Linked DNA regions of Homo sapiens: region 1 is linked to region 2. Evidence: read pairs that join two places in POLR2A ChIA-PET (ENCODE). Cell type or tissue: B cell. All regions are shown on one strand.

The links. Peaks named below come from ENCODE experiments on the same cell type or tissue, not always from the same donor. Only the 100,000 strongest peaks of a DNase experiment are listed, where the experiment ranks them.
Region 1: POLR2A ChIA-PET joins it to region 2 with 7 read pairs; 3 of 35 experiments call an interaction of 5 or more read pairs at or near these places.

What each region holds. Positions count from the first base shown.
Region 1 is chr1:86,854,225-86,859,224 of GRCh38, reverse strand. No RefSeq gene overlaps it. Among named protein-coding and RNA genes, the nearest start is that of SELENOF, 57 kb to the left of the region's middle. In B cell, no CTCF peak of the experiment used is centred here; no DNase peak of the experiment used is centred here; H3K27ac peaks cover 816 bases.
Region 2 is chr1:86,971,068-86,976,067 of GRCh38, reverse strand. All of the region lies in intron 1 of HS2ST1 (heparan sulfate 2-O-sulfotransferase 1), which reads right to left. It overlaps LOC124904211 (a long non-coding RNA gene), which reads right to left. Exons shown (of 2, transcript XR_007066207.1): 1 at 1,025-5,000. Among named protein-coding and RNA genes, the nearest start is that of HS2ST1, 59 kb to the right of the region's middle. In B cell, no CTCF peak of the experiment used is centred here; no DNase peak of the experiment used is centred here.

The DNA of each region.
Region 1 (5,000 bases), 120 kb after region 2:
GATTAGGAATGCTCAACCTGATATTCAGAATTGTGGAACTATCACCACAATTTAAATTTAGAACATTTTATCACCCCCAAAAAACCCTATATCTATTAATGGTCACCCTCACACCTACTTCCCCAGCACTGGGCAACCACTAATCTACTTTCTGTCTCTAGATGTCCCTATTATGCACAGTTTGTATAAATGAATTATCACTTAGGCCTTTTGTCTGGCATCTTTCACTTAGCATGTCTTCACAGCTTATCCTTAGTATAGCGTATACTTCATTCCTTTTTATAGTTGAACAACATTCCCTTGTATGGATATACCACATTTTATTTATTATTTGGTAGACATTTGGGGATTTTTTTGTTTTTGTTTTTGCTATTATGAATGCAGCTGTACTCTTTCATGTACAACTTTTGTGTGCAAATGTTTTCATTTCTGTTAGATACCTAGGAGTGGAATTATTGAGTCATGCTGGTTAGCTTTTTGAGGAACTACCAAACTTGCAAAGCGGCTACACCATTTTGCATTCCCACCAGCAAGGTATGAGGGCTCCAACTTCTGCACATCCTAGAGCTTCTTGATCGCTCATGAAGAGAAGACTCAATCTGGGACCATTTAGATGTAATAAAGCACTTTGCCCTCCCCCAAAAAGTTGTGAGACTGCAATTCTTTGAAAGGTGTTTTTAATTCTCTCAATTTGCCTCTTCTGCCTTCTCTCACTTTATTGGATTTTAACTCATTTTCCTGTGCCCGAGCTTCAGTCATGAAAAAATCCATAATGTCCTCCCATCTGGTAGAGGTCACATTGTAATGGGAGTGGCCACCACTGAACACCTAAAGTGCAAATACACAATTACAGTTACATGAAAAGCAATGAAGAAAAGTTACTAGGAGAGAATTACAAAGGGGGCATAAATGCGTTTAGGGATGTCTAAGGGTGTAACATTTAAACAGGCCTAAAAGATGAACAGAAGCCATCCAGGGAAAGAGTAAACTGAAATGCCTTCCATTCAGGGAAAAGCCTGTGCAATGACCTGACTTAGGAGAAAGTCTAGCAGTTCCACATACCTGAAAGAAGGGCAACATGTCTGGAACCTAGTGAGCCAGGGGCAAGAGTGGTAGGGAAATGAGATTGAAAAGGTAAGCAAAGAGGATACAGTTCAACCCATCTTGAGAATTTAGCTGTATTCTAAGTTACTTTTAGAATAAAACCAGAATGGAAAAAACCTTAAACAATGGAATGACAGAATCTAATAAGATCAACTCTAAAGGTTTTGAACAATCAGCAGATATTCAGTTATGCCTATGTAAACACAAAGTGCTTTATCTAGTGCTTTCATTAATGACCACTAACCTCTTTAGGAGCTTCTAGTATACAATTTGCTTTTCATTTTTGTAGGTACACAGTAGGTGTATATATTTATGGATTACATGAGCTATTTTGATACAGGCATGCAATTACATCAGGGTAAATAGGGTATCCATCACCTTAAGCATTTATCCTTTGTGATGCAAACAACCCAATTATGCTCTTAGTTATTTCTAAATGTACAATAATTATTTTTGGCTAGGTGCAGTGGCTCCCGCCTGTAATCCCAGCACTTTGGGAGGCCGAGGCAGGCGGATCACGAGGTCAGGAGATCGAGATCACCCTGGCTAACACGGTGAAACCCCGTCTCTACTAAAATACAAAAAATTAGCCAGGCGTGGTGGGGGGTGCCTGTAGTCCCAGCTACTCGGGAGGCTGAGGCAGGAAAATGGTGTGAACCTGGGAGGTGGAGATTGCAGTGAGCCGAGACTGGCCACTGCACTCCAGCCTGGGCGACAGAGCGAGACTGTCTCAAAAAAAAAAATTATTTTTTACTATAGTCACCCTGCTGCGCTAGCAAATACTAGGTCTTATTCTATTTTTTTCATACCCGTTAACTCTCCCCAATTCCCCAACGACCACTTCCCCGCTACCCTTTCCAGCTATGACTTGCCTTTTTATTTTATTTTTTTATTTTTTTTGAGATGGAGTCTTGCTCTGTCGCCCATGCTGGAGTGCAATGGCGTATCTCGGCTCACTGCAACCTCCACCTCCCGGGTTCAAGCAATTCTCCTGCCTCAGCCGCTTGAGTAGCTGGGACTACAGGGGCGTGCCACCATGCCTGGCTAGTTTTTGTATTTTTAGTAGAGACGGGGTTTCACCATGTTGGTCAGGCTGGTCTCGAACTCAGCATCTTGTGCCTCGGCCTCCCAAAGTGCTGGGATTACAGGCATGAGCCACCGTGCCCGGCCTACAATTTTCTTTTTAAAACTACACATCAGTTTACTTTGAGAACAAAAAAAGACAAACCTAAGTATAAATGTTAAATTTTTTGAGATCCCAATGTTCATTTTAATATTCTCAAATATGCTTAAAGGATCTTTATTCCCTAGTTATGTTAACTAATGGTAAGTGCCTATTAGTTCACACCATACTTGGTCATTGATTCTACCACTATCCCCCACCCCCATCTTTGAGCTAAATACTAATCTCAATTCTAGGCCCAATGAAAGACCATGGAGCTCCATTCTTGGAATAATTTGATCCTTATCTAAGATCTTCACTTTATGTCCCCATCCCCACTGTAACTAATACAAAGGGTTCTTGGGGCTGGTTTTACCTCCTCCTGCATTCAGACTTTCCACCTAAGTCCCTGATTCCTGTTGCCTGATCTCCCAGATCATGAATCCTCATGTGCCCATGTAGACTACCCTATTTGCCATAACAGATTTTTAAAATCTATTCTCCTGGCCTGAATTGTGTTTCTACTTTTAACATGAACATCTGGATACTGACCTATAGCTCAAACTGATGTGATTTCTACATTTTCCTGCCTAACCTTCTCCTATGAACAATGAGTAACTCGTCTTTTTTTTTTTTTTTTTAAGACAGAGTCTTGCTCTGTCGTTGCCAGGCTGGAGTGCAACGACGCGATCTCGGCTTACTGCAATCTCCACCTCCTGGGTTCAAGCAATTCTTCTGCCTCAGCCTCCCAAGTAGCTGGAATTACAGGCGCCTGCCACCATGCCTGGCTAATTTTTTGTATTTTTAGTAGAAACGGGGTTTTGCCATGCTGGCCAAGCCGGTCTCAAACTCCCGACCTCAGGTGATCCACCCACCTCAGCAAACCAAAGTGTTGGGATTGTTACAGGCGTGAGCCACCACACCCATCCTAACTTGTCTTCTTTAAGTCCATATCTCTTCATTTCAGCCCAACAATATAGGATTCAGTTCTTCTCCATGTGGAATGAAATCTTGTCCAGCTCTATCCCTTGCCTATCCACTCTATCAACCTTTTACCCTGCACAGGCACAGCCCAGAGCCCAGTTAAGCCTCTTCTGGTCTAGTTTCTATTGCTGCATTAAAAAACACCCTTAAACCTAATGGTTTAAAACAAGCTTGTGGCCGGGCACAGTGGCTCATACCTATAATCCTAGCACTTTGGGAGGCTGAGGTGGGCGGATCACCTGAGGTCGGGAGTTCGAGACCAGCCTGGCCAACATGGTGAAACCCCGTCTCAACTAAAAATACAAAAATTAGCCAGGCATGGTGGTGCCTGCCTGTAATCCCAGCTACTTGGGAGGCTGAGGCAGGAGAATCACTGGAACCCGGGAGGTGGAGGTTGCAGTGAGCCAAGATCATGCCATTGCACTTCAGCCTTGGTGACAAGAGTGAAACTCCATCTCAAATAAATAAATAAACAAATAAATAAAACAAGTTTGTCCAAACTGTGGCCCAAGATGACTTTGAATGCAACCTAACATAAATTCATAGTTTCTTAAAACATTATGAGTTTTTTTGCAATTTTTTTTTTTAAAGAATTTTTTTTTTTTTTGAGAGTCTTGCTCTGTCACCCAGACTGGAGTGCAGTGGCGTGATCTTGGCTCACTGCAAGCTCCATCTCCTGGGTTCACACCATTCTCCTGCCTCAGCCTCCCAAGTAGCCGGGACTACAGGTGCCCGCCACCACACCCAGCTAGTTTTTTGTATTTTTTAGTAGAGATGGGGTTTCACCGTGTTAGCCAGGATGGTCTCGATCTCCTGACCTCGTGATCCACCCACCTTGGCCTCCCAAAGTGCTGGGATTACAGGCGTGAGTCACCACGCCCAGCCTTTGCAATTTTTTTTTTTAGCTCATTAACTATTTTTAGACTATTTTATGTATTAGACATATTTTATGTGTGGTCCGAGACAGTTCTTCAAATGTGGCCCAGAGAAGCCGAAAGGTTGGACATCCCTGGTTTAAAACATCAGGTGGGCATTGGCTCATACCTGTAATCCCAGCACTTTGGGAGAGGCCAAGGTGAGAGGATTGCTTGAGCCCAGGAATTCAAGACTAGCCTGGGCAACATAGTGAGACCCCCTCCTCTACAAAAAATAAAAAATTAGCTGGTTGTGTTGTTGCATGCCTGTAGTCCCAGCTACTCAGGAGGCTCAGGTGGGAGGATCACTTGAACCCAGAAGGTTGAGGCTGCAGTGAGCCATGAGCACACAACTGCACTCCAGACTGTGCGACACAACGAGACTCTGTCTCAAAAATTTAAAAAGCAATTATCTATTTGCGTTACAAATCTAATTTGGGCAGGGCTCAGTGAGGAGCCCTTATCTGTGATCTACAAGGTATTGGCTGGAGTAGCTCAGCTGGGGCTAGCATATGCCTGTCCAAGATGGATTACTCACACAGCTGACACTGACACTGACACTGGCAGTCAGTTCCTTTTCATTAAGCAGCTTGGGCTTCCTCACAGCATGGTGATTGGGTTCCAAAAGTAAGAAAGTAAGCATCCTAAGAGGCAGAAAGTGAAAACTGCCAATTTCTTGAGGCCTAGGCCCAGAAATGGCACAGTGTCATTTCTACCATCTTCTATGGGTCAAGCAGTCCCAAAGGCCAGATTCAGGAGAAGGGGACATAGACCGAATGTAGGGATGTCAAAAAAATCTTAGAGCCGTGTTTGAAAACTTCAACACCTACTCACCT
Region 2 (5,000 bases):
TAATCATAATGCATTTAATAAATGTACACTTTGGTTTTATGCTAGATAATTAGGACAAAAAATACCAAAGATACATTTGCCATGGCACTTTAAATTTGGATTTGTAAAGCTGAATCTCATGAGAACTATTTAAATCCTCCAAAGTATTTGGCCAAAATTTACAGCCTGTAGAAATAGCCAGTAGAAAGGTCGTGATTTTTAGTTACTAGCCCCTGTACTTCACCCTTAAAATAGGCTCTCACAGTTGTATAACCAGAGAACAAAATTTATAAACTTTTCCATTGATAATGCTTTTAAATACATATAAAGATTTACTAAATGCCATCAGTTACATTTAAAAGCATATCATAGCATTTGGTAAAAGGTATAAAATAAACAATGCCTTAAACTGTAAAAATTACCTCAGATTTAAATTGAACACATATTTAGAATTTATCCAACAGTTTAATGCCATCTTGATATCAACAAAATTTTATTAACTACACTAACTACATGTGAGTCAAAAGCTCTGCCATTCCCTTTAAGCAGTCTCATTTAGATTATCTACAGATTCAGAATTTCTATTTACATATATTAGTAGCTACATAGCTATATGTCATCATTTCAGCTTCCTCCCCTCAGCCTTTGGTCTTTCTAAGAGCTACCAAATAATTTTATCTCAATCAGAGAAAAGAAAAATTAAGGTGCCTTTTTTTATGCAGCCAATTAGCATTTTGAGCACTATAAATTACAACAGTACTTCTTCCTTTGCCTACCACCAAAATAGGAAAAGCTTAAAAAAAAAAAAAGAAAAAGCTATAATTTTAAAACACTGATCTCTTTTCCACAGAAAATGACTTTTAGATCACATGGAAAGTAACATGATTTTAAAATATGCGTATAAAACTTTTTTCTCTACCAAAGTCTTTGAGTACTTTGGAAGAGAATAAATTAAATTTAAGGTTCATGTAGATACATAAGGGTATGCCAACCGAACAAATCTTAAAAACTACAGATTACCAAATAATAACTTTCAGGAGCTCACCAGAATCCAGCCAGTTCTGTGGTTGCAAAGGGAAGAATAAAATTCTGTACTCAAAGGAGTCCCAAGAAGTTGACTTCAGTCAATTTGAACCTCTAGGTAATCAAACTCCATAGATAATCAATTTAAAAGATTCTAAAGAGACCAAAAGAGATCAGAAAGATCCTGAGTTTGGAATCTACTTAAGAAAAAGAATAACTTGAGAGTCTCAGACCTAAAGACATGCCAAAATGCGATGACTACTAAATGAAAACATTGTTTTTCTCCTATACTCACACAGAAACACCAGTGGGTCTTAATGTGTGGGTTTTCCATACCAAGCAATGCTCCAATTCTCTGCAGTCACCAACTGACTGTCCTACAATTTAACCCAATTCTGCTCAGAGTTAGTGCAGAACCCACAGCTTAAAGGTTCAGTCCCACAAGACTGTTCCCACTTCAGATGCCAGTTCCAAGTAAGGGTCCTCAGGTTATTCACAAACTTCTGTTTGGATTGGTTATAAATCAGAGGTTTCCATGACATCCTCCATTTGGTTTGATAATTTACTATGACAATTCACAAAACTCAGGAAAGCACTTTAGTTACATTTACCAGTTTATTATAATGAATGCAACTCAGAAACAGCCAAATGGAAGAGATGTGTAAGGCAAGGTAGAGGAGGTGCACAGAACTCCCATGGCCTCTCTGGACTCATTTCAATGCAACCTAGAAGCTCTCCAAATCCCACAGTTTAATAATTTTTAGCATTCATCATGTAGGTATAATCGATTATTAATTCAATCTCCAGTCCCTCTCCCCTTTCCAGAAGATGGGAGTGGGGCTGAAATTTCCAAGGTTCTAATTATGGTGTGGACTTTCTGGTGACCAGCCCCCATTCTGAAGCTATGCAGGAGCCCAAGTGTCACCCCATTAGAACAAAAGACTCTACTATCACCCCAAAAATTTAAAGGGATTTAGGAGTTCTGAGACAGGAACCAGGGTCAATGACCAAATATTAAAACAGAATATAGGACAGTACTCCTACAACTCAGGAAATTATAAGGGCTTTCATGTTCTCTGTGTCAGGAACTGGGGGTAGGACCAAAAATATATTTCTTACTCTGTCACAACTATAGACTTAAACTCTTAAATTGCTCTGCAAATGCTAAATTGTCACAAGACTCCTCTGGATAAGGGAGAGCTAGACGACTGATTTCTAAAACCTTAAGACTTATGAATTCTACATATCATATTTTATCCCATTAAATGGAAAACTGGGTTCAAGGAGAACCACCTTGGTTTTCAAATCAATTTCATTAAAATATAATTTGCCTACAATAAAATATACTCACTTCAAATGTACACTATAAGGTTTTGGGAAAAAAATTAAGATAGAAGATATTTCCTTCATCCCAAAAGGTTCCTCAGCTCCCTTTGGGTCAACTTCCCACTCTTAGCCCAAGGCAATCAACAATGTACTGGCATTGTAGACTAGTTTTGCCTTTCTAGAATTTCATATTTATCCCTTACTAATAATTCTGTGAGGTAATTTGAGGCCCAACAAAGGTAAGCAACTTGCACAACTTCACAGGACTCCAAGATTAGAATTTAGGGTTTGAAATCAGATCTGTCTAATGCCAAGGCCTACTATTAGGTGATACTACAAGATTTACATCTTGTTCATTTTCGCATCCCTAGCGTTTTTCATTTTAGCATACTTGATCATTGAATGATAAAATGAATTTAAGGAAACTGATCTAAACTTGATCCAAAAAAAAGGAAAGATTGATTTTGAATGATAAATCCATAGATCTTGGTAATTAGTTAGATTTAAAAAAAAAAAAGACCATAAATTTACACAAATTAAAAAAAAAATTTAAGAACAAAGAAAGATCCTTAGATTTTATCTGCATAGTCTCAAAGTGTCTCCCAAGAAATGTATTAACTGCAAATGGAAAGATAGCTTTACAGTGGAGAAACCCAGCAGAAACCACCTTAACAAGTGATCAAGGTTGCTATCACCAGTAAAGAAGACATACATCGTGAACCCCATGACAAAAGACATATTGTTTCTGTGATATTGTTGTCAAATATGCATAACTCTGGCCCAATCATGAGAGCACATTGTACAAACTCAAAGTGTAGCCATAGAAGACAAAAAGTCTGCAGAACTATTATAGACTGCAGAATAAAGACAACTAAATCTAATGTGCAATCCTGGATTATATCCTGATCAGAAGAAAGGCATTAGAAGAAAAACACGTGGAATTCAAATAAGGCCTGCAGTTAATAACATATATGTCAACCTCCTAGTTTGAATAACTGTCCCATGGTTATGCAAAATGTTAACATTAGATGAAACTGTGTAAGGAACACAGTAGTCCCAGCACCCTATCCCCAGGGGATGCGCCCCAAGACCCCCAGTGGATGCTTGAAACTGCAAACAATATTGAACACTACATATGTACTAAGTTTTATCCTATACATACCTATGATTAAGTTTAATTTACAAATTAGGCACAATAAGAGATTAACAGCAACAATAATAAAATAGCCAGGTGTGGTGGTTCTTGGCTGTAATCCCAGCTACTTGGGGCTGAGCCAGGAGGATGGCTTGAGCCCTAGAGTTCAAGGCTACAGTGAGCTATGATTACACCACTGCACTCCAGCCTGGGCGATAGAATGAGACCTCCATCTCTTAAAAAAAAATAATTATTAAATAGATTATAATAACATTGTAATACAAGCCATGTGAATGTTCTCTCTCTCCCTCTCAAAATATTTTATTATACTGTACTCATCAATTTTCAGACCAAGGTTGACCTTGGCTAACTGAAACTAGAGAAAGTGAAACCTAGGATGAAGGAGGTATGTATATATGTAAACACAAAACGTTTTTTAAAAGGGGTCCTTAAAAATTTTTCTGAAACATTAACAACTCATAACCTTGCAACTGCAATAATGAATGCACTTAAACCAATCTTATGATGAAACTCTATGGTTAATTGTTGTAAAATTTAAATCATGCCAACTTTTACTGAACATCTTCTCTATGTAAATCAGTATAGAATGTGGTGACATAGTGATTCATTTAATAAACAAGTTATGACAAGTATAAAAAGTTGAAGGTTAAACTATTGAAAGAGCTAGTTCAAAACACAAAGCCAGTAATTCTGAAGAGTGATAGTTTTCATATCTTCTGAGATCAGAATACTTTTGCATTTTTTTTTTCTTTCAAGAATGAAGACTTCAACCTCGGTCAGAATATTAATACGTATTAACATTATAACCTCTTGTTGCACAAAATTCCTACAAATTCTTGATCAAAAACATGATGCAATGAAATAAAATTTTCAAGTCCTAACCAAACATAATGCAGTATATATGATAGATATACACTACAAGGGACTCTGTTTTGTTCAGAACAAAACTTTCTGCTGTGAAATGCTCATTTCCCTACTCTAAGATTGGACGTGTAAAGAAGCTATCACTTTTATTCAAATTCCACATCTTCATAGCCAATCTGTTAGATATAAGACTAGACATCTAACCATCTGACCTAAGCTGAGTACATAATAAAACCCCACCCTAGGTCCAATTTATATATTGGTTAGGGTTTTTTGGCTTAAAACAAATTTAAGAAATTAAAAATAAGAGTAAGAAGGAGGTGGTCCGTTTTATTGGAAAGACTGGAAGGATGCTTGGGTAGCTCACAGAACTGAAGAAATAACTAAACCGCCAAGGTTTTTTTTTGTTTTGTTTTGTTTTGTTTTGTTTTTTAAATAATGACAGGAATCAGAGGAGTTCTATAGGCCTTAACAGCACTAATGTATAGACCTTCCCTCTTGGATGCCACTATTTCCATGTCTAGCCAATTTAATTTCTTTGTTTGAGCAGAAACTTTATCTGAATTTTCCATCATTGTATCTCTAGCAACCAAACATGTAACAGGCCTTCAATAAATACTTGCTGACTGAATGAACTAATAAAATTAGTCAA